4 separate regions of the Homo sapiens genome follow, and regions 2, 3 and 4 are each linked to region 1. Evidence: chromatin contacts called from ENCODE Hi-C or POLR2A ChIA-PET data. All regions are on one chromosome and are shown on one strand. Each heading gives the region's core, a stretch centred on a gene start or an enhancer-like site at or near the end of the contact. The rest is flanking DNA. Distances are from core to core; before and after follow the strand shown. Region 1 holds the start of PRPF8 (pre-mRNA processing factor 8). Region 2 holds the start of PAFAH1B1 (platelet activating factor acetylhydrolase 1b regulatory subunit 1). Region 3 overlaps ABR (ABR activator of RhoGEF and GTPase). Region 4 overlaps SMG6 (SMG6 nonsense mediated mRNA decay factor).

Region 1 (3,388 bases), core at 263-2,762:
AGAGGGGAAACAGACTGCAAAAGTGGAAGATGTAGAAATTATCAGAGACTCCTACTGGTTTTCTCCTTTCTCTTATATCCACCAAGATGAGCTGTCAAAGCATCAATCCAAGACTGTGGGACAGGGAGAAGGGAAAAGGGCCAAATTCCAAATGAAATTATTTCAGGATGTTCCTTACCCCAAGTAAACCCTTTTGTCATGGCGGAACTTCCTGTTGGTCATGTCTCCATGGTCTCGAATGATCTTCCTGACATGTTCTGGGGGCATGTCTTCCTTCTGGGCATCCACAAACCCAAACTTCCGCTTTTCTGCATAGCGCTTGGCCTGCAATTGCTGCCATTTTCGAGCTGGAAAGGCACCTCAGTTTAAAGGCCTGCACACCCTCCCCCTAATCCTCTTCACCTCTTGCCCTAGGGTAAGCTCCTGTCAGTGAGTGTGAGGGAGAAGCAGGCACCAGCAGGAAGAAGCACCCCTTGCCAATTCCCTTACCATTTTACTCTGTTTTTCCTTTCATCACATTGATCACTATCTGACTTTTTTTTTTTTTTTTGAGAGGTTGTTTCACTCTGTCTCCCAGGCTGGAGTGCAATGGTGCGATGTCGGCTCACTGCAACCTCCGCCTCCTGGGTTCAAGCCATTCTCCTGCCTCAGCCTCCCCAGTAGCTGGGATTATAGACACGCGCCACCACACACGACTCATTTTTGTATTTTTCGTAGAGACGAGGTTTCACTGTGTTGGCCAGGCTGGTCTCGAACTCCTGACCTCAGGTGATCCGCCCGCCTGGGCCTCCCAAAGTGCTGGGATTACAACCGTGAGCCACCGCGCCCGGCCTGACATTTTTATTACAGAGCTTCAAGGTTTTGTTATTCTCTGTCTCTCCCGCTGTAATTTAAACCCCGTAAGGACAGGAATTTTGTCTCCGTCACTACTGTACCCCCGCTGGATCAGCGCTTGCAAATAATACGCGCTTAAAATGACTTGATGAAAAATTAACTGGAAATAACAAGGGAGCTGACACCTCAGGAGCTGCCCAAACGGGGAGGGTCCCCACCCGCCTGCGCGCGCGCACACCCGCCCCGCCTCCGGCCCGCGCGCCGCTCCACACTCTCGCCTCACCTTTCTCCTGCAGCTTCTCCTCCGACATGTAGTCCGGTAGCGGGGCTAGAGGGCCAGGCACCGGGTTACCCGGCCCTCGATAAGGAAACACTCCGGCCATATCCGGAGAATCTGGGGAGCGGCGGGATAGAAAAATTCACTAACCACAGGCCCGGGCCCACAAGAAGCGCAGCAGAAAGGCGTCCGGGGACCCCGGCCTGCAGTCCCGCCACACAGTGCATCCAGCCCCGCCCGGCCTAACCCCTTCGGTCACTCGGCCCGACCCGACCACGCCTCCCGCAGCCCGGCCTTAAACGCCTGCCACGCACCCCACAGGCCCTCACACAAGAGGCCGCTTTCCCCGCAGCGCAATGGCGGCCAGACTGCGTCCGCTCCGCGTTCCCAGCGCCGGGAAGTGCGCAACCCGAGTTCAGCAGTTGATCCAGTCGGCGCCGAGGTGCTCAGATGGATTAGTGAGACGACCAATTAGAGTTGCACACTGCGCCGAGGAGGCGGGCCCATAGGCGGAAAGGCTTTGAACGCAAGGGGGTGTGGTCGGGGTGAAGCCCCGCCTCCTCCATTTCCGAGGCTGTTTCTGGGGCCTCTGACAGACCTCAGCGTGTGATGGGCTCCCGGCGTCGCACTGTGAGAGAGCGAAGTCTAAAGGGTTTGAATAAATTTGCCAAGATTGCGCATTGTACGATGTCTGTTGTCATCAATGTGTACATGCAATGCAGTACTAGCTCCTGGACAGTCATTTGTTCATGCATTCATTCATTTAACCATCACTGTCTACCGAGGACGAGGGATAAAGCAGGAAAAAAGACAACCAGTAGAGTTCACAGGGGAGCAGAAAGGCAGGCAAGAATTAAGACCTTGGCCGGGCGCGGTGGCTCACGCCTGGAATCGCAGCACTTTGGGAGGCCGAGGCAGGCGGATCACTTAAAGCCAGAAGTTCGAGGCCAGCCTGGCCAACATGGTGAAACCCCGTCTCTACTAAAAATACAAACATTAGCCGGGCGTGGTGGCGGGCGCCTGTAGTCCCAGCTACTCGGGAGGCTGAGGCAGGAGAATCGCTTGACCCGGGAGGGGGAGGTTGCAGTGAGCCAAGATCGCGCCACTGCACTCCAGCCTGGGTGACAGAGCGAGACTCTGTCTCGGGGGAAAAAAAAAAGTCTGAAATTCTGTGGAGGGTGCAGAGGAATTGTAACCCATACAGCCCCTGAATCTAGTTGAGAATTTACAAATCAAAGTGAAATAATTAGAAAAAAATTCAAAGGATGTCAATGTGCTTTCAGAACGGTAAAAATTTAAAAAATATTCCTTTTGTTTTTTTGAGACAGGGTCTCACTCTGTTGCCCAGACTGGAGTGCAATGGCGCGATCTCAATTCATCACAACCTCCACCTCCCAGGATCAAGCAATTCTCCTGCCTCAGTCTCCAGAGTAGCTGGATTACAGGCACGCGCCACTACTGCCGGCTAAGTTTTGGATTTTTAGTAGAGACAGGGTTTCACTATGTTGGCCAGGCTGGTCTCAAACTCCTGACCTTACGAAATCCTCCTGCCTCGGCCCTCCCAAAGTGCTGGGATTACAGGCGTGAGCCCCCATGCCCGGCCTGAAATCTATTTTTTAATGCTGGGTGTTCTAAAGGTCCCTACAGTCAAAAAAGACAGAGGAGAATTGTTAAAGATTTGATGGAGATGGATGGATGTGAGGATTTCATAAAGGTAAATGGAGAGGAAGGAAAAAGGTAATCCCAAGTGGTAGAACTACTAGAAAGAGTTAAGAAAGAAGCCGGGCACCGTGACTCATACCTGTAATCCTAGCACGTTGGGAGGCAGCGGCGAGAGGATTGGTTAAACTCATGAGTTTAAGACTAGCCTGGGCAACATACTGAGACCCTCATCTCTACAAATAATAAAAATATTAACCAGGCATAGTGGTACATGCCTGTAGTCCCAGCTACTCGGGAGGCTGAGGTGGGAGGATCATGATGGCACCACTGCACTCCAGCCTGGGTGACAGAGCGAGGCTGGTTTCATAGAAAAAAAGTGGGGGTTTTGGTTTGTTTTTTGTTTTTTGAGGCAGAGTCTCACTCTGTTGCCAGGCTGGAGTGCAGTGTCACAATCTCGGCTCACTGCAACCTCTGCCTCCAGGATTCAAGCGATTCTCCTGCCTCAGCCTCCTGAGTAGCTGGGGTTACAGGCATGTGCCACCACACCCGGCTAATTTTGTATTTTTCGTAGAGATGGCGTTTCTCCATGTTTGTCAGGCTGGTCTCGAACTACTG
Region 2 (3,388 bases), core at 410-2,909, 910 kb after region 1:
ACAAAAGCCGGGTTAGTTATTAGGTGTCTTTTATTGAGAAACTGAGGCCAAAGAGAGGTATGGTAATTTGCCCCAGGTCGCGCTTCTGGCAAGTGCGGGGTCCAGGATTTACACCTAAGTTGTCTCTTTCGTTAACTCTGCTGCTTCTCAAATGCAGTATATATATATATATTTACCTACATAAAGTGACGCAATAAAATCAGTACACATAAGCTTAAGCCTGTTTCAAGAAAAAAGCTTCCTTGGACAATACAAATGAATGATAAGATAATCTCATTTAAACCTGTTATTAAAATAATAGCCCATATTGAATTATTCAGAACCCCAAATCTCGCTTTTTAAAAATCAAGGGTCGGCTGAGCACGGTGGCTCACGCCTGTAATCCCAGCACTTTGGGAGGCAGAGGCGGGCGGATCACGAGGTCAAGGGATCGAGACCATCCGGGCCAACATGATGAAACCCCGTCTCTACTAAAAATACCAAAAAAATTAGCCGGGCGTGGTGGTGGGCGCCTGTGGTCCCAGCTACTCGGGAGGCTGAGGCAGGAGAATGGCGTGAACCCGGGAGGCGGAGCCTGCAGTGAGTGGAGATTGCACCACTGCACTCCAGCCTGGGCGACAGAGCGAGACTCCATCTCAAAAACAAAAACAAAAACAAAAAACAAAAATTAGCTGGGCGTGGTGGCAAGTGCCTGTACTCCCAGCTACTCGGGAGGCTGATGCAGAGAATCGCTTGAACTCGGGAGGCGGAGGTTGCAGTGAGCCGAGATCGCGCCACTGCACTCCAGCCTGGGCGACACAGCGAGACTCCGTCTCAAAAAAAAAAAAAAAAAAAAAAGGAAAAGAAAAGAAAAATCATAGGTATCTGTGTGGAATAAATTAACTACAAATCCCCAAGACGACTCTTGTCATCAATATTTCAATCCATAATTTAGCAAACACACACAGACATCCCTTATAGGGATACAGTTCCAGGCCTTTCTTTGGGCATCCGTTTCGAGACCTGGAGAGACTCTGATGTCTGTGTGTGACTAAGGAGAAGAATAGCTGAATCATATCCAAAAGCGAGTCCTCCCAATTAAGAATCTATAATACAAATCAAGACAATGACAGCATTCCATCTGCCTTTTAACCTCAACAGCTCCTCCTCCCAAGCCAGCCAGCCTACTCCCCTCCCTCATTCCCCCCCAAACTGGGAAATCATCTCGGAGGCCGGAGGCAGAAAGGGGCGGTAGGTGGCCGGGCCCCGCTGCCTCTCGCGCCTCCCGGGGCCCGCCACACACGGTGCCAACGGGACGCCGCGGTCGGCCGCATGAGCGCAAAAGCAGGGCAGCGAGGTGAGCAGAGCCAGAGTTCAGAAGGGGCCGCAAGTCAGACGAGGGGCTGGGAAAAAAGAGCCTCTCCCAAGGTTAACAGAAGCGTGCGGAGCGTGAGAAGCAGCACCTCGCACGCAGACTCGCCCGCCGGCCGGGTGGCACCGCTCAGCCGCCCGCCCGCTAGAAGGCAGCGCGGCCCCGGCCCGGCCCAGCCCGGCGCATGCGCCGCAGCCCCTCCTCCGCTCCCGGCGCCCGCCCCTCCCTCTTCCTGGCGGGTCTGGGGCGGCGGCGGCGGCGGCGGCGGCGGCGCGGTGACGTCAGGGCGTTGGGGCAGCTCCTGTGACAGACGGAGCTGGAGCGGCGGGGCGGCGGCGGAGTCCGGCGGCCGGGAGAGCGAGTGAGCGAGCGGAGGAGCAGCGACACGGGAGTCTAGGGAGCGAGAAGGAGAAGGAGGGGAGCGCTCGGGCGCGAGCGAGAGAAACCGCGAGCGCCGAGCTTGGACTCGAGCCCCGGAACGGCTGAGGAGCCCGCCCGCTCCCCTCCCCTCCCCCTCCCCGGGCCCGGGCCCAGCGCGCCATCCTCCCCCCTCCTTCCCTCCCTCCCTCCTTCCTCCCTCCCCTCTCCCTCCCCCTCCCCCGCCGGTGGATGGGAGTGAAGGACGGAAGAGGCCCTGCGGAGGCGGCGGTGCAGCGCTCCGGTAAGGCGGCGCGGGTCTGCGCCCTCCCCTCTGTCTCCTCCACCGCGCCCGGGCGGCTGCAGGCCGGACCCGGCGGCCTGACGATGTGGCTGCGCCGGTCCCCTCCCTCCCATTCTCCCCTCCCCCTGCCTCCGCCGCCGCCTCCTCCTTCTTCTTCTCTCCTCGCTCTCAAAATGGCGGCCGCGACGGCCGTTGAGTGAGAGACCCGGAGGAGGGGGACTGTCCGGGGAGGGCGCTGCCCTCGCTCCTCTCCTCCCGGGCCCGGCTTTGGGGGCTGCCGGCGCCTCTGCGACCCCCGCCCCGCGGCCCTCCCCAAGAAGGGATCGCCCTCCTCCCTCGGTGACTTAGCAAGAAAAGTATTCTTGGGTTGGAAGGGCGTGGGGACCAGGTAGCTCTCTGATCTTGGGGAAAAGGATCGGCCCTGCTCTCCCCGGCCGCGGAGACGAGCACCGCAGTCCCCACCCCACCCTCAGTTATCGGCTCGGGGACCGGCTCAGCCCCGCGCCGCCGGGGCACTCATAGGGCCTTCCAGGCATTCCGTCCCCGACTGGTCCTTAAGATGGGGTTGACCAGCGGAGGGTGGCCCACCGTCTCCCTGGCCCCCGGTGCGGCGGTCCAGCCTCAGCACCCGCCGAGGAGAGGCAGCCCGGCCCACCGAGCAATCCGCAGCATCCACCCACCGAATCTGGCAGGATTTTCTTTCTGCCACCGGCTCCTCGGTCGGGAGTTGCCTTTTGATGCTGTTAACATTCAGCTTCGAGGCTCCCTGCCATTCCCCTTCGTCTAATCTCATCTCCCTGCCCCTTTGGGAAACGCAGTGCCTCTGCATATTTACCCTCTTTAGCCTCCCACATGAGAAAATGCCTTTGAGGTGGTCGACACATTTTGACTCTGCACCTCTAAACGTAGCAGTAGAGGGGAAGAGGTTTTCCGTATTTAGTAGGAGAGAGCAAGGTACCATAGCTTTATATGTTATGCTACCTTTCTTCAGTGACTTAGCAAGAAACTCCTTGGGAAGAGGGCAGGAAATTTTCTTTTGGGGTTTGGGCCCAATTTATATCAGTCTTTTGGTTAAGAAAATACGCCTTTGAAGAGGAGGACCAGATTTGTGGTCTCGTTCTCAATGGGCGATGTCATGCCAAGGTCCCCCCTCCCTCTTTCCTTAAGTGGCAGTCCGGACAAATAGAGATATTACTGATATTCCCATCTCTCCTTTAAGCACACAGTCTTGGAGTTTCATAAGGTTTTAAAGGCCAAACAAACAATTTGTGCCATTTTTGGCAATTCTGTTTTTGTTGGGGGGGTGGGTTATTTTGTGTGAATTTCTTTTCGAGGCTAGGGCGGAGGAGACAGTGCTTGGGCCTTTCATACCAGTG
Region 3 (3,388 bases), core at 297-2,796, 570 kb before region 1:
GTTGCAGAGCTGAAATACAGAGCAGGGGATTGCGGGGTGAGCCCTTGAGGGGCCCCAGGGCTAACAGCCTTTGATCAGGGAACTGTGCCACCAGGGTTCAACAGAGGCACACCCCCACCCCACCCATCTCCTTCCAGCCCCTGGTTTTCCCCTGTCCCTGCCTGGGTGGGTTATAAATAGCCAGGGCGCATCTGAAGGGCCCTTTCAGCCACAATTCCTCATTTGGTGCGGGCGGGTGAGGCTGTGGCGAGGGCTTGGGAACGACCAGGCCTGGCATTCCCCAGGGCACAAGTATGCCAGCTCAGGGCCTGGTACCACGGGTTCTTCTGTCTCCCGCCCGGCGGGCTCCAAGTGCATGGCATGGGCTGCCCACATGAGTCAGACCTGCAGGTGACACGAAGAAGGGCCTAAAACCCCACAGGCCCCTGCTGTGTTCCTTCCTCCACTCAAGAGGACATGAGGTGCCCTTGGAAGTCTGCCAGGATATCCTCGTCCCCGTTCCCCACACCTCTACACGGCATGGTGAGACTGACGCCCACTTCTTCCCAAAATCCCTGAACCCCACACAAGTGACTCCCTGAGTATCCAGGGCCTCTCTACTCCACCCTGTCCCCGGTGGCTGGAAATTCCAGTGAGTAATGAGAGTGCCCCTCCATCAGACACAGACTCCACTCACAGGCCCTCGGTGCCCCCCTGGAGGGGAAGTGACTCACCAGTCCCCACAGCTTCCCTCCCCTTCCCTGACAAATGCCCTGAGCCAGCCCTGGACCTGAGCTCCACACTCCATCTGCCTCGGCCTGGCTCCTAATGTTCTCCATAGAAGCAGCCTGCTTCAAAGGCCCCCCCAAACGGTTTATTCCAAAGCCAGAGGCCTCCCTCTCCGACTCTTTGGCCTCTGCAGTCTAGAGTTTCTCCAAGCCCTCAGCTGCCCTGTTGATGCAGGCACTGCCCCGACCACTCTCTGGTGTAGGCTGGCCCTTCATTCTCCCGCCTCCTGTAAATGTGGAGTCACTTGCTTGGGCCCAGCCTCAGCCCTCTGCTCCCTTCCCCCAGAGAAGCAGCCCTTCTCCCTTCCAGGCCAGTGGTGGCCCGCTGCCAGCTGCAGCCCTGGTGTCTTGCTGGGCTCTAGGTCTAGCACCTGCCCCGGCCACTGGGTCTCCTCACTTGGAAGCCCAGCCACGGCCCTTCCACTCCACACATCTGGACCAAAGGACCCTTCCTCCTTCTGAAACAGCTTCCCCTTCCGGGTTTCCACTTCTGTTAGTGCGGCCGCCATCTTACGAGTCTTCCTTCCCTCAACCCCCACATCCCTTTTACCAAGTCCTTCGGTTCTTCTTTTCCTTTGCCAAAGCCACCACCCCACCAAGCTTTAGAGCCTCTTACACCCACACGACCACACGTACTTCCCCACTTTGGCTCCTGATCTTGTCTGTCCATCTGTCTGTTCATTCATTCATTCATACCCAGAAAAGGCCTGGCATGGCACACATACGAGGCTGGGAGACGGGGCCCTTGCCGTTCTCAGGCTCTCGATCCGTCTGGGGTGAGGACGTGTGAACACACGAGGCAGTGTTCTCGTTTACCAGCCACCCTGGGGATGGAGGACAGTGGCACTAACGCTGCCTGAGAGTGAAAGCTTCACAGGACAGTGGCTTCTGAGTAGCATCTGGAAATAGGGAAGGGTTTCCAGGCAAAGAAGAGAAGGCCCGAAAGGAAAGGGTTAAGCAGCTTCAGCAACCCGGTTGCAGTGGCGCACCTGAAATCTCAGGTACTCAGGAGGCTGAGGTGGGAGGATCGTTTGAGCTCAAGAGTTGGAGGCTGCAATGAGCTATGATCGCACCACTGCACTCCAGCCTGGGCAACAGAGCCAGACTCTGTCTTGAGGGAGGGAGGGAGGGAGGAAGGAAGGAAGGAAGAGAGGAAGGAAGGCAGGTTAAGAAGCGCTGCTTGCTAGAGGACAGAAGATGAACTTGGAGAAGTGGGCTGAACAGCATCATGGAGGGTGAGGGGCATAAGCACACACCACACCTAGCTACTGTTTGAAATCTTTCGCAGCCACTGAGATTTCTGACACCATCAAGTCTAAATCTCAGTCTCCAATGGTTGACTCCCCACAGTCTTCCCCCACACCCACCCTCCATTCCCTCCTTCCCTGACCCAATCAGCAAGCATTTGTTAACGCCTGACCCAATCAGCAAGCATTTGTTAACGCCTGACCCAATCAGCAAGCATTTGTTAACCACCTGACCCAATCAGCAAGCATTTGTTAACGCCTGACCCAATCAGCAAGCAGTTGTTAACCGCCTGACCCAATCAGCAAGCATTTGTTAGCCGCCTGCTGTGCACCAGGCAGTGTGCTAGCATCGGAATGCAGCCATGGACAGGGAACCCCGTGCCTACCCTCGCGGAGCTGACAGTCTCAGGGACAGATTGACCTGGTGACTGACTCCCAAGGCAGTGTCAAGGGAGGGGCAAGGCCGTACTGGGGAGGGGAGCAGTGTCAGAACTCTGCAGCTGAGGTGCCACTTTTCTGGAAGGGATAACATGGAAACACCTATTGCGATTTTTTTTTTTTTTTTTTTTTTTTTTGAGACGGAGTCTCGCTCTGTCACCCAGGCTGGAGTGCAGTGGCATGATCTCAGCTCACTGCAACCTCCGCCTCCTCGGTTCAACCCATTCTTTCGCCTCAGCCTCCCAAGTAGCTGGGATTACAGGAACCCGCCACCAGGCCCGGCTAATTTTTGTATTTTTAGTAGAGATGGGGTTTCATCATGTTGGCCAGGCTGGTCTCGAACCCCTGACCTCAGGTGATCCACCCGCCTCGGCCTCCCAAAGGGCTGGGATTACAGGTGTGAGACACGGCACCTGGCCCACTGCTTATTTTTAGATTCGACTTTAAACGTCACCTCCTCCAGGGAGCCTCCCGTGACTCCCCGTTGGCTGCGTCAGATGTGCCCGCTGGTGCCCTCAGAGCCCACTCTACGTTCCCAATCGTGGCACTTCTATTTTAACTTCTTTATTTTCCTGTTACATCACTAACAATTCTAACTCTGTAGACACACATAATAAAGAAAGAGAAAGTCTCCTCTGGTTCCCTCTGACAGAGGGAGCCTCTAAGAGTTAGTTATACATTTTTCCTTATTTGTGTCCACGAATAAACTATACATATAGGCCGGGTGCAGTGGCTTACGCCTGAAATCCCAACAGTTCGGGAGGCCGAGGCAGGAGGATCACTCAAGCCCAGGAGTTTGAGACCAGCTGGGCAACATGGCAAGACCTCATCTCTATAAAAATTTTAAAAAATAATTAGCTGAGTGTGGTGGCATGCTCTTGTGGTCCCGGCTTCTTGGGAGGCTGAGGCAGGAGGATTGCTTGGGTCAGGATATTG
Region 4 (3,388 bases), core at 392-2,891, 580 kb after region 1:
GGCTGAGTTGGGAGGATTGCTTGAGCCCAGGAGGTGAAGGGTGAAGTGAGCTGTGATCACGCCACTGCACTCCCAGCCTCAGTGACAGAGCAAGACGCCAGCTCAAAAAAAAAAAAAAGGAACTGGCGCGATGGCTCACACCTGCAATTCCAGCATGTTGGGGGGCCGAGGTCAGGAGTTCAAGACCAGCCTGGCCAACATGGTGAAACCCCATTTCTACTAAAAATACAAAAATGAGCACGGTGTGGTGGCATGTACCTGTAATCCCAGCTAGTTGGGAGGCTGAGGTAGGAGAATTGCTTCAACCCAGGAAGCGGAAGTTGCAGTGAGCAGAGATCACACCACTGCACTCCAGCCTGGGCGACAAAGCGAGACTCTATCTCAAAAACACACAAACAAAAGGCAACTTTTTCAGCAGAACCGAGACAGACACGGAGAATGTTTCTATAAAGACCAAAAGCAAAAGCCCCAAACAAAACCCACCAATGGTTTCAGCTTTCTTTCACCGAGAGACCACCAGGCCAAACCAACAGAGAAGTCTTGGAGATTAAGGTAAGTAAATACTTCCAGTCCAGACAATACCATGCAAGTTGGCAGAAGCATGTAACAACATGCACCCTCAAATAGTATCAGTAAGAAGAGATAAAAGATAAAATTGTAAAACTGAACAAGTTTATTCATGGTGATAAAGCAACAGGAGCCTGATGAATAAGGAAAGAGTCCTTCAAGGACGGGCACAGTAGCTCATGCCTGTAAGAGGATCACTTGGGCCCAGGAGTTTGACCAGCCTGGGCAACACAGTGAGACCTCATCTCTACAAAAAATAAACAAAATTAGCCAGCTATGGTGGCACACGCCTGTAGTCCCAGTTGGGAGGCTGAGGTGGGAGGATCACCTGAGCCCAGGAGGTTGAGGCTGCAGTGAGCCGAGATCGTGCCACTGCACTCCAGCCTGGGTGACAAAACGAGACCCTGTCTCCAAAAAAAAAAAAAAAAAAAAAGTTCAAGGAATATGTGTGCATTCGCACACTAATAAAGGGACTGTGCACAGTCCAGAAAAATATTTGAAAATATAACCTCTCTACCTACCTAACGCCATACAGGAAAACCCCTGAATCTCTCAGGAAAGGGAGGAGCACGAACTAATCTAAGAACCCAAAGGAGAACGAAGCTTCAGTTTAAGATAGATGTGGTCACAAAGACGGTTTCACAAACCACTCTGCTGTGGTTATTTGCCATAAAGCAAATAACCAGCACACAGGGAGCTTTGGCTACCTTGTGCGAGCTTCAGATTTAAGCAAGGCACCAAATAAGGGAAGGATTCTGGCGCATCAACTCCCAGGAAAAGTGTTTCAAGTTAAAAATGGTCATTCAGGTTTGGATGTGAACTTCTGTATCTGCTCTTTATCAACAGAGGCAACTCTACCTCCCTGGCAGCTAGCAGCAGAAAAAGAAGAAAACTGTTAGAATACAAATGGATTACACAAAGACAACAACATGGCCTGCTACAGCCTGGCATTCGCCTTGACACTAAAAACAAGGCTAGAAACACGCATTGCAGATCTTCTGGGATTCCACATCTGAGCTGAACCAAGCATGTCCAGGAGAAGGCAGGCCATGATGTCACTTTCCCCCCCCACAGCCAGATGCTTCAAGATGAAGGCTGTAAACCACAGCACTGTTGGTGAGAGACTCAGTTTCACTGTGACTGGAGGCAAGGCCTGCTTCCAGCTAGTTTTTTTGGTCAATCAAATCTTTTCTGTGCTGGTTCCCAGACCCAAACTCTGTAGTTCAAAAGTCAAAGCAAACACCTCAAATCTTTTATCTTTGATCCAATTCTTTATCTTCCAAATTCTCTCTTCGTCCTCTGTCTCTGAACAATGAAAATCAATCTTAACAAGGATCCACAAAGCAAGGAAAACATGGGCATTAACTTCTTCCTAATTTATTTAAAATGCTCTGTCACTGCTATCATTAAACGTATAGAAAAAAATTTGAGTTTAGAGTTAAAAGGGAAGAGGCCGGGCGCAGTGGCTCATGCCTGTAATCCCAGCACTTTGGGAGGCCGAGGTGGGTGGATCACCTGAGGTCAGGAGTTTGAGACCAGCCTGGCCAAAAATGGCAAAACCCTGTCTCTACTGAAAATACAAAAATTAGCTGGGTGTGATGGCGGGTGCCTGTAATCCCAGCTACTTGAGAGGCTGAGGCAGAAGAATCACTTGAACCCGGGAGGCGGAGGTTGCAGTGAGACGAGATCATGCCATTCCACTCCAGCCTGGGCAACAGGGCAAGACTCTATCTCAAAAATATATTTAAGAAAAAAGAAAAAAAAGTCGGGCGCGGTGGCTCACGCCTGTAATCCCAGCACTTTGGGAGGCCCAGGAGGGCAGATCACGAGGTCAGGAGATCGAGACCATCCTGGCTAACACAGTGAAACCCTTTCTCTACTAAAAATACAAAAAAAAAAAAAATTAGCCAGGTGTGGTGGCGAGCACCTGTAGTCCCAGCTACTCAGGAGGCTGAGGCAGGAGAATCACTTGAACCCGGGAGGCGGAGCTTGCAGTGAGCCAAGATCGCACCACTGCATTCTAGCCTGGGTGACAGAGCGAGACTCCGTCTCAAAAAAAAAAAAAGGGAAGAGAAGAATGACAGCGATACAAGTAAATAAACTGCTGGTTATACAAGTATGCTTACATTGTCACAATTTATCACCTGTATGGCTCTGTTATGTGCACTTTTCTGTGTATATATATTTTTGGAAGATTTCTTTTAACTCTGCAATAATTTTTTAAATTGCCACAACTTTTTCTACTAGTCCACAAAAAGCCTTTGTTTCACAGCCAATAAATACCCTTTGCCCCATATGTCCTAATCCCCACCATTATTCTAACTCTGAGGTGGTAGACATGCAGATGACTGGTGCTATAATAAACAACTTTCTGCTACCCCTCGGTGGACAAAGCTGTGCAGATGTGTTGATGGTGTATGCTATATCCCCAGTGTACGGATGTAAAGACAAGGAAAGAGATTAAAAAATCTGTTCATGCAAACAAAAAGAAATTTAGGAATGCAACCCATAAGATCTCACTCCTGGTCTGCAGTGACCACAAGTGACAGCTTCCTAGGAGCACGAAGGGCACTATTAGTGCCTTATTCAACCTTTTGACATATGTCACTTGCAAGTATTTCAAAAGCCATAGAGTTTTATAGATCTGTCCAGAAGTCTAAAGGAAAACCTGCCAAAGACATTCCTCAGAAGAGAATGTCAAATGTGTTAACATAGTTTGCTTGACAAATTAGGACCTAGCATCTCAGAGATTTGTGGCACAAGTAAACTCAAAATCTCAATAGCAAGAATAAGGTTTTAGCATCTTTATCAAGAAAAAAAA

Evidence for each region. A loop is a pair of places that touch in the nucleus more often than their neighbours do. ChIA-PET counts read pairs that join two places held with the same protein, here RNA polymerase II (POLR2A). Pooled maps may share reads with other maps.
Region 2: a loop to region 1 is called in a pooled map, with 8 times the contacts of the local background. The contact joins the promoter of PAFAH1B1 here to the promoter of PRPF8 in region 1. A Hi-C loop is called at or near these places in 5 of 50 pooled maps. POLR2A ChIA-PET finds 5 or more read pairs at or near these places in 2 of 52 experiments (GM10248 and activated CD8-positive, alpha-beta memory T cell).
Region 3: a map of naive thymus-derived CD4-positive, alpha-beta T cell shows a loop between it and region 1 (12-fold over the local background). The contact joins the enhancer-like site here to the promoter of PRPF8 in region 1. A Hi-C loop is called at or near these places in 1 of 168 maps with a recorded cell type or tissue (naive thymus-derived CD4-positive, alpha-beta T cell) and 3 of 50 pooled maps. POLR2A ChIA-PET finds 5 or more read pairs at or near these places in 2 of 52 experiments (HEK293 and Panc1).
Region 4: a pooled map shows a loop between it and region 1 (6-fold over the local background). The contact joins the enhancer-like site here to the promoter of PRPF8 in region 1. A Hi-C loop is called at or near these places in 5 of 50 pooled maps. POLR2A ChIA-PET finds 5 or more read pairs at or near these places in 2 of 52 experiments (CD8-positive, alpha-beta memory T cell and activated B cell).

The regions. Positions count from the first base shown.
Region 1 is chr17:1,683,355-1,686,742 of GRCh38, forward strand. PRPF8 (pre-mRNA processing factor 8) reads right to left here and starts at 1,513. Exons shown (of 43, transcript NM_006445.4): 1 at 1,426-1,513; 2 at 1,118-1,228; 3 at 179-347. The coding sequence starts at 1,217.
Region 2 is chr17:2,591,995-2,595,382 of GRCh38, forward strand. It overlaps PAFAH1B1 (platelet activating factor acetylhydrolase 1b regulatory subunit 1), which reads left to right and starts at 1,660. Exons shown (of 11, transcript NM_000430.4): 1 at 1,660-2,012. RefSeq lists an enhancer at 866-1,594 and silencers at 1,429-1,648, 1,699-1,928, 2,339-2,398, 2,459-2,508.
Region 3 is chr17:1,110,716-1,114,103 of GRCh38, forward strand. All of the region lies in intron 2 of ABR (ABR activator of RhoGEF and GTPase), which reads right to left. Among named protein-coding and RNA genes, the nearest start is that of ABR, 68 kb to the right of the region's middle. Within about 2 kb of position 1,547, at least 2 of the 41 ENCODE cell types and tissues checked have a DNase peak (open chromatin) inside an H3K27ac peak, as active enhancers do.
Region 4 is chr17:2,258,695-2,262,082 of GRCh38, forward strand. All of the region lies in intron 8 of SMG6 (SMG6 nonsense mediated mRNA decay factor), which reads right to left. Among named protein-coding and RNA genes, the nearest start is that of SMG6, 43 kb to the right of the region's middle. RefSeq lists enhancers at 542-741, 1,022-1,151. Within about 2 kb of position 1,642, at least 8 of the 41 ENCODE cell types and tissues checked have a DNase peak (open chromatin) inside an H3K27ac peak, as active enhancers do.